Linked DNA regions of Mus musculus: region 1 is linked to region 2. The links are chromatin loops, found by intact Hi-C in ENCODE. Cell type or tissue: heart. All regions are shown on one strand.

Evidence for each region. A loop is a pair of places that touch in the nucleus more often than their neighbours do. Peaks named below come from ENCODE experiments on the same cell type or tissue, not always from the same donor. Only the 100,000 strongest peaks of a DNase experiment are listed, where the experiment ranks them.
Region 1: it touches region 2 in a loop (2.1-fold over the local background); 2 of 42 quality-filtered maps call a loop at or near these places.

What each region holds. Positions count from the first base shown.
Region 1 is chr8:46,302,862-46,310,861 of GRCm38, forward strand. It overlaps Gm39168 (a long non-coding RNA gene), which reads left to right. Exons shown (of 4, transcript XR_001778549.1): 2 at 3,793-3,938; 3 at 4,150-4,237. Among named protein-coding and RNA genes, the nearest start is that of Gm39168, 5.2 kb to the left of the region's middle. In heart, a CTCF peak has its summit at 3,087 (motif pointing left); no DNase peak of the experiment used is centred here; H3K27me3 peaks cover 248 bases.
Region 2 is chr8:46,467,552-46,475,551 of GRCm38, forward strand. It overlaps Acsl1 (acyl-CoA synthetase long-chain family member 1), which reads left to right and starts at 3,486. Exons shown (of 21, transcript NM_007981.4): 1 at 3,486-3,679. It overlaps Gm31050 (a long non-coding RNA gene), which reads right to left and starts at 3,499. Exons shown (of 2, transcript XR_378936.3): 1 at 3,054-3,499; 2 at 2,440-2,948. In heart, no CTCF peak of the experiment used is centred here; DNase peaks (open chromatin) are centred at 2,770, 3,320 and 4,040; H3K4me3 peaks cover 1,890 bases; H3K27ac peaks cover 1,146 bases.

The DNA.
Region 1 (8,000 bases), 160 kb before region 2:
GGATTTGAATACACGTTCTCTCTGTTCACTGAACAGCCTTTGGCAAGCCTCTGGGCCTTGGTTTCTGGCTCTATAAAGCAGCAATGGATGTGCCTACCTCCAGGGCTTGTTGCCATGACTCCATGTTGCCATGACTCCATGTCAGTCGTTGTTCTTATGCTGGGACCCTTTACGACAGTTCCTCATGTCCTGGTGACTCCCAATCACAAAATCATTTTGTTGCTACTTCATAACTGTAATTTTGCTACTGTTCTAAGTTGTAATGAAAATATCTGATATGCGACCTCTGTGAATGGGCCCTTTGACTCCAAAAGCATCATGACCCACAGGTTGAGAACCACTGCTCTACTGCTCTACATAGCCATGTGTGATGCTACGCAGTATCTGGACCACAGGGGATGCACTTAATAAATTCTCAGAATGGCACTGGTGTCACAGTGGAGACAGAACGGGTTGCTATCTTTAAGAAATATAGAGAGTGACTTAGACACGGAATGATAAAAAGCCAATGAGATGTGGCTTACAGGGAGACTTCCAGAAGGAGATGTGGCCTAAGTCCTTAAGAGAGACTATTTTCCTCTTCCGGGCTTCATAATAGGTGACCATCAGCTTGGGAATTTAAGACAATGGGAATTTATTCTTACAGTACGGGTGCTACTAAATCTAAAATCAAGATATCAGCAGACCTGCTCTCTCCTTCAAGGCTCTCAGAAAGACTCCACACCTCCCCTCTCCTTCTTCAATATGTAGATGCTGTTCCACTGCTGAGTGCACATTGCAAGCGTCTTTCTGCTCATCCATCTTGAAGCCTGAGTTAGATCAAGTATTTCCCCATAGGATGCCTGGAAGATTACACACTGATAAAGCATCATTGGGGACCGGTTCTAATGCTCTGAATTAATCCAACCCCCCCCTCCCAAAACGGGAATCTGCGTGTCTAAACGCTGAAGGTCCTTTTCTCCAATTGGTTTTTGATTGATCAATAGAGTCAACAGACAGTGGCTGGGCAGGCAGACTGAGGCGGGACCTTTGGATTTGCACAGGTTAGGAACTAGAAGAGAGGAAGGGAGGAGAGAAAGCCATGAAAGGGAAGAAGGAAGACCAGTCCTAAAGGCCAGCTGACATGTGAGAATCAGGGAAAGTGGGCACACAGGCCACTTCTCCAGTTGTGTTTGGGGAAGCAGAGATGAAATATAGATGAAATAAAAGATGCTAACTCGAGAGTACTGGTGGGAGTGTTTGCTAACAGTGGGAAGGATTAGAACTGCCCAGGCTTTGAGCTAGTCAAGGCATATTAAAATTAACGAGAGAGAGAGTGTGTGTGTGTGTGTGTGTGTGTGTTTCATTTGCAAATTCAGAGGACTCTGGAGGGTGGCTGGAAGCAAAGGCCCACCAGGAGCACAAAGTGGTTTAACTAACTACCGCTACACAGCATTTTCCCTCTCTCTGTACTATGATGGTAAATACTTTTGACTTGAGGCATCTCAACCTCACGCCTCTGGACACATCTAGGAGGGAGTTTCTCGATTGAGTTAATGAGGTAGAAATACCTATGCTATATATGCTCGGTATCACTTCTGGACTAAATAAAAAGTGAGGGGAGCATCCCTGTTTATCTGTTTCTCTGTCTGGCAACACAGATACAATGTGACCAGTCGCCTCCACTCCTGCTATGTCCTCTCTGCCTTGAAGCGACACAGATACAATGTGACCAGTCGCCTCCACTCCTGCTATGTCCTCTCTGCCTTGAAGCGCTGAATCTCCTCACACTGTAACCCACAACCAAACCTCCCTCCCTTAAATTTCTTCTTGTCAGGTATTTGATTGTAGCAATCAGGAAGTAACCAGGAGATGTGGGGGAGTCTCTGACCACCACAGCCAGCAGAATGATGACCCATGGGGAAGGGAGGCAAGAAGGTAGTTTGGTTCAACAAGACTCAATTGGTGGTGTTTGTACAAACATGGGGAGTCTGACCCCCCAAGTAGTTTATTTTAGGCATATTCAAGCCCAGAAAAATCTGGTGAAATTTTTCCTGGTGATAATTAACTCAAGCTCATGCGCACAATAAAGCTTAAAATATGACTACATTAAAACTCAGTAAAGGTCAAGTGATCTCTTCCGTAAAGATGAGGCTAAAGATCAGCGACATGTGACACCTCCCATAGAGGCAGGTTCTATAGACTGAGAAGCTTACACACACACACACACACACACACACACACACACACACACACACACAAACACACACACATACACACACACACACATACACACACACACACATACACACACACACACACACACACACACACACACACACACACACACACACCAGCTCATACAGGAAAGAAAAATGAAGCATATTTCTCATGCTTTGATGATCAGGCCATGGCATCTGAACTCTTGGCGATCATAAAACTTCTGGAAGTATTAGTCCTGCATTCTACCACAAACTCATGGTTAAAAAAGAACCTTTGCTGGGTATGGTGGCCCATACCTGTATCCACAGCACTTACGGTATGGAAGGGGCAGGATCTCAAGTTCAAGGCCATCCTGAAATTCAGACTGAGACCTTGTATCAAAACAAAACAAAACAAAACAAAACAAAACAAAACAAAACAGAAAACAGAAAACTGTGATGCACTGGAGTCTATAGCTTTAAAGCAAAGCCCTCAGGCAATTCTGGTATATAGGTCTGTGACTCTATTTATTTGATACCATTACTATACAGTGATTTGTAACTAATTAAAGGTTATGTTGCAGTTATGAATTGACAGGATAATTGGCAAAAGGTTCTGTTTTTGAGTCTTTTGTGCCATTTGGTTCTAATGTCTATTACTACAGCCATTGTTGCTGTCCTTTCTTTACGTTAGCCTGACTGACTCCTTATGACCTTTCTTCAGTTCTTCCTGAGTCAAGAGTAAAATCTGTGCGGTCAATTTAAAGCTTGCCTGAGCTGCAAGACTCTCTTTGAGATAAGATGAAAGTTATCAATACGGTCACGGATCGCCTAGCCTCCTGAGTGTTGAGGCCACTTCACGATGTGGCCAATTTGAACCCATTGAGGGTTGGTTGGCGCCCTCTAGTGGTTGAAACTAAAAAACTTCTAAGAAAAGAAATCATTCCATAAACTGTGCAAGAGACTGACTCTAGCCTGGGTCTCACTGTCTAAGAATGGCTTCGTTTTGATGGGACACCTTGTCTCCGCTGGATGGGTAATAATTGGAAGCGTTAGATGAAGGTGTTAGTGAATGGGAAGCCATCACATTCCCAGGAGCAGGATATTCATCCTGCTTGCCTCCTGTCAAAGCCTACCCATGCCACAGGCCACACAGGCTGTGTCTTCCCCTGGTATGGGAGTGCCTGAAGCCTGAGACTTTAATTAGTCATCTTTGTTTATATATATATTGATATATATATATATATTTGTTTATATATATATATATATATATATATATATATATATATATATATATTGATTGCAGTGTCTGGCATCAGAAAATGTTCATAAATGTTTATTGAAATAAGAGAGGCAAAGGGGGGTGGAGTGGGCAGCTTTTGACTCTAGTGGCTCAGGAGGGTACAGGCCAGGATAAAGCCTTCCAAATGAGAACTTAGCATTGCAACTCTTTGAATATAACTGGACATGGTGTCACGCTGGCCCCACCCCCTCTCTGGATTTTGATGTTAGGCATTTGGTCCCTGTATTTATTAGGCTTCCTGAGATGAGCAAAACAGTAGGATGAATACACATCCCATGGGAATTTATTACGTTGTCCCACATATCTCAGATTGCATGGTCCAACGATGGAGAAACTGGGAACGCAGTGACTCTCCCATTCCACGAGAATGTAGACTGTCCCTGTATGGTCCCAAAAGCCTGGAGATTTCCTGGAGAAATCCTTCATCTCCCGTCTACATCGGAAGGATGAAGAAGGTGAGCTCTGGTGTCAGCAAGAGGTAGCAGGGGTGAGACTCCACAGCAAAGAGCAAATGCAGGCTGGTGAGGGCAGCGCCTTTCTTACATCCTGGTCCCTGGTGGAACTGCAGCCTGCTGGGGGGTGGGGGGTGGGGAATCGTTCCTCTCAAGTTATCCTTTCAACAGCCTCACACACCAGCCCAAACGTGTGCCTCCTTGTTGGTTCTAGATCCAATCAAGACAGCCAAGATGAAGTACTGAAATCCCGACCTGGATTCTTTGCCTGCAGGAGGAGTGCAGAGATCAGGGCCCTGCAGGTGAGTGATCAGGATGGGTTTCCGCACCAGGCCCTTTTGGGGGAACTTCTTGAGTATTTCTGCACCGTGGATAGAAGAAACAGTACTGATTGCCAAAGAGGCTTGGGTACTGGCTCAGGCTTCTAACTGATGTTACTTAGGGACCCTGACAAATCTTTCCTCCTGATGGCCTCCCCCGTGAGAATTTTCCAGGGGTCAATGTGCTCATAGTCTCTCCTTGGTTGTCTCCCAGGGTAAGAACCCTTACATGCTGGAAGAAACCACAGGAAGAAAGACACACAGGTCATTGTATTAGTCAGAGTTTTACTGCTGTGAACAGACACCATGACCAAGGCAAGTCTTATAAAAAACAACATTTAATTGGGGCTGGCTTACAGGTTCAGAGGTTCAGTCCATTATCATCAAGGTGGGAGCATGGCAGTATCCAGGCAGGCATGGCACAGGAGGAGCTGAGAGTTCTATGTCTTCATCCAAAGGCTGCTAGTGGAAGACTGACTTCCAAGCAACTAGGGTGAGGATCTTATACCCACACCCACAGTGACACACCCATTCCAACCAGGTCACACCTATTCCAACAAGGCCACACCTTCAGATGATGCCACACCCTGGTCCAAGGATATACAAACCATCACAGTCATCAAGGAAGGAGAATTGAGAAGGGGGAAGTAGGAAGGCATTGAAGGAGGCAGGCCAAGGGGAAGAGGAATGAGAGGTGTGGGGTCTTCGGGTTTCACTAGGGCGCTCCACAGACATCTCCAAGCACCTGTTCTGAGTTAGCTTGCACGTTCCCATGACTAGGCCGTGGTGTCTGGATATCCAGTTAATCCCAGATTAGCTAGAGCAGAGAAGGTATGTCCTAAGCATCCTTGTGGTCAGTGGACACTTGTCATCTTTTAGCATTTGTCACGTGAAGGTCCTTGCTTGCTTGGTTTCCATGACATCATAGAGAAGAGATCTCTCGCCTCTTCTCAATCTCTGTTGAGGATTTTTCTTCTTTTTTCTGTTGGTCTTCTGTGTGCCTCCAGAGTTCTGTCTCAAGCTACCTGGGTCCTCTTTTACTTTTGCATTCAGTTTAAGAGGTTTTCTTTCTTTCTTTTTTTTTTTCAAAAAAAAAAGATTTATTTATTTTATGTATGGGAGTACACTGTCACTCTGTTTAATTGGACTCCATTACAGATGGTTGTGAGCCACCGTGTATGTGGTTGCTGGGAATTGAACTCAGCACCTCTGGAAGAGCAGTCAGCGCTCTTAACTGCTGAGCCATCCCTGCAGGCCCCAGTTTAAGAGATTTTGTGAATGACAGATTTTCACCTGTCACTCCCTTCCTCATTTTACTTCAGCAATTCTGCTTCTGCTCCCTGCCTGTGTTTCTCCTGACTAGCAGACAGCAATTTCCATCTCTCCATTTGGGTATACTTGAGGTAGATTAGCCACACACACCAAGCCATTTAGGGCTGGGTCTAGCCTCCTCCTCCCTATACCTGGTGATAATTCCGTGCTGACATCCTTCCATTCACGTCTCAGTGAATTGAGGTTCTACATGCAGATGTCCACCAGGGCAGGCAGAAAAGAGGGGCTCCCTTTTTTCAGTTTCCAAGCGCTATTCACTCTGTTATTTAAAAAAATGTGGGCAGGAGAGATGGCTCAGCGGCTAAGAGCACTGGCTGCTCTTCCAGAGGTCCTGAATTCAAATCCCAGCAACCACATGGTAGCTCACAACCATCTGTAGTGGGATCCGATGTCTTCTTCTGGTGTGTCTGAAGACGGAGACAGTGTACTCATATATATAATAAATCTGTAGATGGAACCCAGGGCCTTGAACATACATTTTAAGCAAGTGCTCTCTAAGTGAATCATATTCCCAGCCTAGTTTTTTGTTTTTTGGGTTTTTTTTTGTTTGTTTTTGTTTTTTGAGAAACAGCCTTGATATATAACTAATTCTGGACTTGAGGTCAAAATTGCCTTGCTTCTACTTCCTAAATATTAGGATTATAGGTGTCTGCCACCACCCCTGTCTAGTTCATACACATCTTCACCCTTCCCATCAATGAACTCCCTGCCTTGGTCCCGTTGCTCAATCTCCATTCAGATGCAATGGAGCAGCGGGCTTGTCTCACACCTCTGACATCCATTTCCTTTCCCTTCGTGTCCAAAAAGGGTCCGAATAGAGCCGAGTGTCCCATACCTCAGATCCTATCCCTTTCCTCCCTTGAGTTTATTGATGGTCCCTACTGGTATCCAAACAAAGCCGAATGGGCCTAAGGTCCTTTCTGGAGATCTTGGTTGGGCAGCCTGGATGTGTGAGGACAGTCCTCCTGGCTGTCTCTCAGTTATGTCTTCCTTTCCCATCAAGGTTCTGCTCTTATGTGTGGATAGGGCCCCTGCCCTTCAGTCATAACTCAAAGTATCCATGGTATATCCCTGTCAGTTCTTATGAAGCTATCAGTCAGCATCATTCACATGTATAGCCCAAGTTTCTAACAGCTCTGGGTACATCGATTCCTCCTCTTCTTCTTCCTCCTTCTCCTCTCCTTCCTCTTCCTCCTCTTCTTCAACTCACTTTTATTTTATTTTTTCGATTCATTCATTCATTCATTCATTCATTCACTCATTTACTTTATATCCCAATCACAGTGTCCTTCTCTTCCCAGTCCCCCTCACACCACACTTCCCCCAACCTCTCCCTTCACCTCTGAGAAGGGGGGGGGAGTCCCCCCTGGGTACCAACCCACCCTGTGACCTCAAGTCACTGCAGCACTAGGCACATCCTCTCCCAGTGAGGCCAGACAAGGCAGCCCAGTTAGGAGAATGGAATTCACAGGCAGGCAACAGAGTCAGGGACAGCCCCTGCTCCAGTTATTGGGACCTGCATGAAGAACAAGCTGCATCTGGGGGCGGCTAGGTCCAGCCCTTGTATGCCCTTTGGTTGTCTCTGGGAACCCCCAAGGGTACAGGTTAGTTGACTCTGATGGTCTTCTACGGAGTCCCCTCCAGCTCCCCCATCGGGACTATCCTTATGTCATGGTTACTAAGATTCTCTTGCTGTCCCACACTCATTGGTAGTTTCTCCTCTTTTGCTGTTGTGAACACAGCTTCCTGTTCAGGGTTCCCTGCAGGGCTGTCCACATCCCCCTCCCCTCCCTCGGTCTCTCACCTCTTCCTACACATCTCAGACACATCTTCCTCGTAGGAGAGAAGTCTCCTCGTGTCTTGAATATTTCTTAATTCTATATGCTCTTGACAACTGGTTTGTTCTTCAAAAATGGACTCTAAAGCTCTGGGCGCTGTGCCCTGATCTGGAGACAAGGCAGGAGAAAAGCTGGTACCAGGAATCCACAATTCCTGGCTTGCCTCTTTCTCCTCTGCTTTGGGGATGTTAGCCAGCCAGTGCCAACTCTGGGCTGGCTCCTTTGTTTCTGGCCTTGGTTTCAGGTTTCTTCTTGTGACACTGAGTTACACGGAAGAAAAGAAGGAAGGACCATTTTCTGTGAAGATATGGCTTCAATTGCCAGATTTCTATGAAAATGGTTTCCTATGAAATCTTCATATCCTTCCTACCTCTGTTCTGACAGAGCCAGGAAAATGGGCCGGGCCTTCTTTCTACTGCGTTCTATATTTATCCCCATCCTCAACCCTGGCTTTGCACGAGAAATCAGAGCCCTCTACAGACCTTTCCACCCAAGCTCACAACAGTCTTCTCCTTTTTAATCAGTCACTGAAAAATTTCCCACCCCCAAATTGACACATTCGAGGAAAAGAAGGT
Region 2 (8,000 bases):
ATAGCTGGAGTTAGCCACATTTTTTAAAAAATCAGGTCAAATGGAACAGAGGCTAAGCAACAGAGAAGAGACTCTAGCTTCCATAGAGAAATCTCCCAATTGACTCCTCTATGCTTGGCTCTACAAAATGTAATATCCCTGCATCAGGATCTAAATAGGTCTAAATAGGAATGCCCCTATGGGCTCAAGCCATGCCCAGTGGATCTCTCTCTTCTTGCTGCCTACTGATCCAGAACTCTCAGCTACCTCTCCGGCACCACGTCTGCCTTCCTGCCTCTATGTTTCCTGCCATGATGACAATGGACTAAACCTCTGAACCTATAAGCCAGCCCCAGTTAAATGATTTCCTTTCTAAAAGTTGCCATGGTGATGGTGTCTCTTCACACCAATAGAACACTGATGACGATACAGGGCTTGGATCCAACTTGAGATATCTAACTTGGGGATGAATGTCTTACCGTGGGATGTGATGAGGCAAGAGGCTCCCTGTCAACTGCCAACAGGTAACCCTTCCTGTGTTGGAGAATGACATCTTAATGGAGACTATCAAGTTAAAATTTAGGGCCTTAGGTTGGGCACTCATGCATATGACTGTGCCCCTTAGAGATTTAGACCACACACTGGAAAGGACGGTTGGGGGAGGAGACACTGGGAGTATGGCATAGAAAGGCAAGGGGCCAAGACAGATGTTTGCAAGTCCAAGAGAGACCTGGAAGAGTCCTTTCCTTTGCAGACCTCAGGAACAAATCTTGACACCTCACTCTTGTAAGTCACCCAAACAGTGGGACTACATATTTCTTTTCTTGAAATCACCTCATTTCTGGTGTGTGGTTGCATGGTACTAGAAAAGGATTGTACTACAGAACCTAGAAAATGCCTAAGGTAGCCCTGGGCTGAAGATTAGATAAGGCATGGGCTTAGCTTCCAGTGACATGGCTAAATGCACAGAGATATATGGGACCCACCATAGCGCCTTCCTCCTGAAAATGAGGAAGCATGCCAAACACACTTGCTCCTTCTGTGGCAAGACCAAGGTGAAAAGATAAGCCATTGGCACCTGGCATCGTGGTTTGTCCATGTAAACAGTGGCTGGCAGGGGGCCTGGGTTTTACAATATATCTTCTGTCTCAGTCAGGTCTGCCATCTGAAGACTGAAGGGACTAACTCAAAGACCAGTAGGAGCATTACTGTTCAAGATTTACCTAACCTGCAATAAATGAATTTATGTTAACAAAAAAATAAAAAGGAGAGGAGAAAAATGAGTAATATTGCAGGTGAAGAGAGACTCAAAGAAGCCAAGATGTAGTCAACTGAAAATGAATGGAGTCTCTTTCTCCTTATAGACAATAAAGTCTTATAGACCTGGAAGATAGTAATCTCAAGGACCTAGAAGACTCGGTTGCTATAGTGTTTTTCAACCTTCCTAATGCTGCCATGCTTTAATATAGCTCCTCATATTGTGGTGGTCCCCAACCATAAAATTTTCATTGCTGTGTCATAACTACAATTTTGCTACTGCTATGAATTGTAAATATCTGTTTTTCCAATGGTCTTAGGCGGCCCCTGAGAAAGGGTCATTCAATCCCTCCCCCGCCTCCCCAAAGGGGTTGTGACCCCCCTAGATTAAGCAGCGCTGATATGGCAGCTGTTTGTGTGAGGATTGCCTCACCAACATTGGACAAGGAGCCTCAGACTCCACAGGAGGAAGGCCAGAGACACCCAGGAAAAGTCCTTATTCCTTGATGAGTCAGCTTGAGTATACTTGTGACTAGAGGGAATGAATCATCTCCCAAGAGGGTAGGGGAGGCCTCTGTGGTTATAAAGGCCATGGTTTAGAAGCAGATGATCTTGAATTCTAAGAATGGTCCCCCCCACCCCCTTTTCTTTCCCCCGAGACAGGGCTTCTCTGTGTAGCCCTGGCTGTCCTGGAACTCACTCTGTAGACCAGGTTGGCCTCAAACTCAGAAATCTGCCTGCCTCTGCCTCCAAGTGCTGGGATTAAAGGCGTGCGCCACCACTGCCCGGCGGCCATGCCCTTTCTTATACCTGACTCTGCCCTTCAGTTTCCTGTTCTACAGAAGAGGACCAAAGGTGGTACCACCTCATAGGGTTATGGACATTATAGTTGATTAACAGTGTCACCTAGTAAATGATATGTTATTAGAGGTGTTCTGGCAATAATTGTCCCTCAAATTTAAGGCAATATTAGAAAGACTTCCATCTAATGCTGGGAGCAAACCCTCCTGTACCTGGATGACTGTCTTCATGCAATAGCATGAGGTGAACCTGGCAACAATTATATTGACCTTTTTTTTTTCCCATTCAAAATGTTAGCATGATCTACATCTTACCTTAACCACACTGACCAGTTCTGGACACTGAGCAACAGTGATGGCTCTAGTATTTAACCTTTTAAAAGATTATCTTAAAGCTTTGGGGTATCTTTAAGATTTTTTAAAATGACGTTTGAAGAAGGGTTACATGCGCACATGGTAACTCACAGTCCTGAGGATTGAGAATTGCACTTCAGGCTTTGTGACAGGCATGGGCTTTAACCCAGTGAGCCATCCTACTGGCCTTGCATTGGCCGTTGGTAGCCCTTAAAAGGTTTTCCCAAGGGATTTGTCAAGTCTACAGAGCCAAGGCTGAGCAGGGCAGACAAGCCTTTAAAACTTGGCAGGTGGACACCGTCCTTGAGCAACGACTAAGTCTGCTTTTCACTTGAACCACACAGGGGCCTGGGTTGTCCAGAGATGCCTCATGGCCAGGATATTGCGGAAGTCCTGTATTCCTAGCCAAGGACTGTGGCGAAACTTGGTGTGGGGACCGTGGTGAAACTGGATTAAAGGGGTTCGTGTATATCTGTGCTAAAGAAAGATGGGACTTCTTCAGCTACCGTGGTCCCTCCAAGCAGAGAAGCAAGCAGAGAGGCTATGCCAAGGTGTCAGCTGTGGAAGAATGTTAAGGATGGAAGAGCTAAAGGGCACCTGCAACATTCCATAGCATCACATTATCAGGGTTCAGGAGACTTCCAGATTTACCCTTTGCCCTACCTCAGATTCGTTGTGAAACTAGAGGGCAGTTTGGGTGACCTTAGTGGCTTTTGCTTGCTGACAGCCATGCTCATGGACCTGAGGGAGGCCACGCCCACCTTGCGGCTTTGGAGGGAGAGGCGGAGTCAGCAGGACTGGGCGGGACCTGAAGGAGGACTGGGCCTTAAGGGGCGGGGCAAAAGACCGAGGAGGCGCGGCCGGAGGGGAAGGACTGGAGCTGGTGGGCGTGGCCTGAGAGGCACCGCGGGTCTGAGGGGCTTGGATCAGCCCAGATAGGGCGGGGCTTGGGAGGCGGGAATGGCGCCGATGGGGCGGGACCTGAGAGGAGCGGTGGGTGTGATGGGGCGGGACAGCCTCGACCTGTGCGACAGGAGGGGAGGAGCTGGCGAGGGGGAGTGGGCGCGCTAAGAGATGGGGCGGGGAGGAGCCTGCGGACGGGGCGGGGCGGCGTGGCACGGCACGCGCACTACCAGCCGCCCGGCCCTGCTGCTGCTGCTGCAACGCCGGTGGCGCAGCCAAGAGAGCAGCTGCGGCCGCGACTCCTTAAATAGCATCGCAACCCGGCGCGGGGCAGTTCGTGGATTGCAGTGACAGCCGCCTGTGGAGCAGCCCGGGCAGCGGAGGAGGTGAGTGCGCCAGCCGCGAAGGGCCGCGAGTCGGCCAAGGCGACCCTAGCCGGGCCGAGACGGGAGAACCTCCCCGCGGCTCTGCGGGACGTTCCGCTTTTCCGGCCTGGGCTCCACGGCCTCGTTTCCCTCGGCTTCGGGAGGCTCTGGGGCCGCTCCGGCGGCCGCCGCTTCCGGTGCCGGAGCCCGGGTTCCCCCGCGGGCCGTGCGCGCGCGGGGCTGGTGCACCGCGGAGTCAAGAGGTTCCTCTCTGCACGGTCCCTGGCTGGTGTGGCGGCTGGGACCTTCCCTCCCCGGCTCAGGTGCCGAGAGGTGGTCCTGCTTGCTGGGGACCCTGGCGTCTCCGCCACCGCATCCCTCGTACCCCCAGAGGCGGGGATTGTGAGGCGCGCACTCACCGCGCGTGGACACGGACTGTCCCGGTGCCGCTCTGTGACGTGCCCCTGCGCCGAGCGTTCGAGGAGGGTCAGAAGCAGCGCTCAGAGCCCGATGTCATAAGTAGAAATTCTCGCGGTGTCTCCAAGAGGAGCTCCCAGAGCCACTACACACAGTGGTGATGGAGTCATTGATTTAAGGCAATCTGGCTTTTAATTTTTTTTTAAATTAGGGAGCAAAAATGATATTTATCACCTTGAAACGTAGACCCCGAGTGCTGATACAGGACTTAAAAGATCACATGGATTAGAATCTAGAGAAGGCAGCTCCATCTAATCACTGCACTATGCCCGAGCTTACAGACCATCTTGCCACACCGCTCAAGCTCATGGTTATGGAACCTAGTTAAGAATGGCCGTTATGAAAATGCTTCCTCTTGGAACTGTGAGTATCCATCTCTAGTCTTCCCTTTAAGGACTTGACATTTGATTATGTTTCTGGGATACACGTTTCAAAACGTAATCTGTGGTTAGCCCAATGAAAATTATTAGCGTAACTCAGAAATCATCCAAACCCTTCTAGTTCACCAAAGTTAAGAACTGAAGGTCTGCAATGGGCAAGGTTAAGAATGGGAGCAACGGAAAGGAACCATCGGTTTGGAGCAATGTGGTGAGGTGTGACAACAGAAAACAGACAGGGCCGGATCCTGGGAGATGTTTTTTCTTGTAGTTCAGCTGAAGGAAATCCCTTTGTGGTGGGAGGCTGGTTCTTTGTAAAAGGTCTGCATTGAGATCTTGAGCTAAAATTATATGACTGGAGAAGGTAAAAAAAAAAAAAAGAAAAAAAGCAACACACCTTATTCACTTACCTCTTCTAAATTTACAGTAAACAGACAAAACTTAAAACAAAAACAAAAAACCCCTCCCCATTCGTGATTCTAAGCATTTTCACATGTTTCCTTCCTGTCTCTGTTATTTATATTTTATCAGTGTTTTATTATTATTACAGCCTGACTGAAATCATGAGGCCTTGGAAATTTTGACATTTAACATGCGTGGCATCTGGCACAGTGGGGACAGGTTATCTATTTATACCATACAGGTACTTTTCAGCTACTCAGTTCCTGAGTTAAATGTGAAGTCACCAAATGCAAGCCAACATGTCACAGTGTTGTGAATTAATGTCTTTAGCACATCTTTAGTTTGGATATGGCTATCTAGAACTGTGGAATTCCATGTTTGGAGTAAGATCTGGTGGTTGAGTCATTTACCTGTAGAGATTGTGTCTTTCTCCCTACGGCCTTGCTGGCCTTGCTGTTGTTCTTAGACTGTGGGATGCCTACCCTAACTTCTAGACGTTTATCCTCATTCTTTTTAGAGTCATTTAGTTTGTAAGCTCAGTTTCATTTGATGGGTAAGCTTGCCATGCACTGTTTCTTACAACTAAATTCAACTTGAGTCACACTGTTAGAAATGTTTTACGGGCAGGCTTGTTTACACGATGCAGTGTGCACAGCATTCCTGCTGCAAAATGGAAAGAATGGGCTTTAAGGCAGCCCCCAGCTGTGAGTCTCTTGAACCCTCTTTAAGCCTGACTGTTCTGCCCAGATAGCTTAAGGTGCCCGAGTCCCTTAGTGAAGGTCTTCAGTCCAATTTAGTGGTTAGACACGCACTTGAGGGTCTTGATGTACCTTTGGCACTGGTGCCTGGAGGGCCGTTCTCAGTGCACAGAGGCGTTCCAAAGCTGCTCTGTGCTTGAGTTTAGGTTTCCGCATCCTGGTACTCTGAGGGGCTTCTGAGAGCTTGAAAGACATGCAAGGCCTAAAGTAGTAGCTGAACTGAAGAGAAAGGCAGTTTGAGCAGTGTTTGTGGTGGTGCACTGCGATTCTCCTCTTCACAAAACTCCAAGAGTGTCGGCTCCCGAGGAATCTCAGTTTGTGAAACCCCAGGGTAACCAGTAATATGGCCAAGGGAAAGAAAATTACCACATGAATAAGTTAATTTTTGTGCTTTGTCCATCCTGATGTTTATAATTTCTTAACCTTTGGAGGCAGTCCTATTTGTCAGTTGTAAACTTGGAGGAGTGAAGGTAAGGAGGAAAGCTAGAGATTACAGTCGAGTGGTCCTTTCCTTGTGTCTTGACTGGCTAGGAGGGGTGCCACTTTAGCCTAGAGGTTTGTAAGGGCTGTATTCCCTTAGGATAGTGGGAGCCTGCTGGGTGGGGAACAGCATGTGCCCCATATCTTAAGTCTAAAATCTCAAACCCAGTGGTTTAATGCACATAGAAGCCAGGGTAGTTCTCTTTCTGAATTATTTGCTAGTCTTCAAATTGTAAGCAAAAAAATATGAAAGCTGTCTAAATATCTAAATTATAATTTTCCTTTTTCATATTATAAAAGTAATATATACTTGTCATAAAAAACCAGGACACATAGACGTGAAATATCTTCAAGAGATTACATTTGAGTTTATTTTCTTCCAGTTGTTTTATAAGCAAATTGAAAAATAATTTTAAGGCGTATAATATCATTTGAAGTTGAACATTTTGACAATTCATTTTTTAAAATTAACCTTTATTTTTATTTTATATGTCTGGATATTCTGTCTTCATATATGTCTGTATACCACATGCATGCAGTGGCTTCAGAGTCTTAGAAGAGGGGCTTTGAATCCTTTGGGACTGGAATTACTGATGGTTGGGGGCTGCCTTGTGGATGCTGGGAATTGAACTCAGGTCCTCTGGAAGAGCAACTGATCGATGCTCTTACCTGCTGAGCCATCTCTCCAGACTGACGATTCATTTTTAATCACCTCAGTTATGTAGGTGATCTCCTCAGATTTGTTAACATATTTTGAAGATGACTACTTTTAATTTATTCATTACTCTCTGTTTGTTGTTTATTTCAGAACAGTTTACCAAGCTCTCTTCTCTAATTAAGACAAAACATGTTTAAAATTAAACATATCTTTTTTTTAAAAAAGCTCTCATGATTTTGTAAGTTACTTAAAAATTACTGAGTTGGTTTTACTGGACTTTTGGGTCCGTGTATTTTAGTGAAAAGCTGTTGAAATAACGATTTCATGGTTTGGAACGATACATGGAAAGAAGTTAGAGCATCAGAAAAGTGTGGTTTGCCTCTTAGAACATTTCCACATTTGGGGTGCGACTTCTGATAAATGCATTATCTATGCATTTGCAGGGTTTTGGCTGCTGTAGAAACTTGGCTCTCTGCACTCAGGTTTGTTGGAGGCGAAATGTCTGTAGGCAGGAGGTTAGAACACCGTTGATTAAGCAGAATGAAGAGGAAGCTGCAACAGGATTACATTGTCACCTGTCCCTCATCTCAGGGATGCAGTAGAGGTTCTGTTCTGGGAGCTTTCACATGGTCCCTCAGGAGCCCTGTGAGGCAGGTCTTACTTTTAGACTATGACAGTGGCTCTCAGCCTTCCTGATGCTGCCACCCTTTAATACAGCTCCTCATGTTGTGGGGATCCCCCTCCCCCACCAAGCATAAAAGTGTTTGCATTGCTACTGCATAACTGTAATTCTGCTACTGTTATAAATTATAATGTAGATGTCTGTGTTTTCTGTGGTCTTAGGCGACCCCTGTGAAAGGGTAGTTTGACCCTAAGAGGGGGGTCCTGGTCCATAGGTTGAGAACCACTTCTCAGTGCCATTTGGCAATTAAGTCACCCAAGGCAGGATTTGAGTCTTGGCTGCCTGGTGTCGGGGCCTGTGCTTTTTCAAGTGCTCCTCTTATGTCCCTCTGGAGTAGATTTCTCAGGCTTGGAAAGTTCCTTGACTTTTTCTTTGTCTCATTTATACTCAGCCATGAATTTTCTCTCCATAACACCTGAGTTCCGAGAGATAAGAGCTTGATTGATTCAGCATAGGTCAGTGTGAGAATTAAAAAGTAAGAGGCCTCGGTCCGCCCTTGAACTGCCTC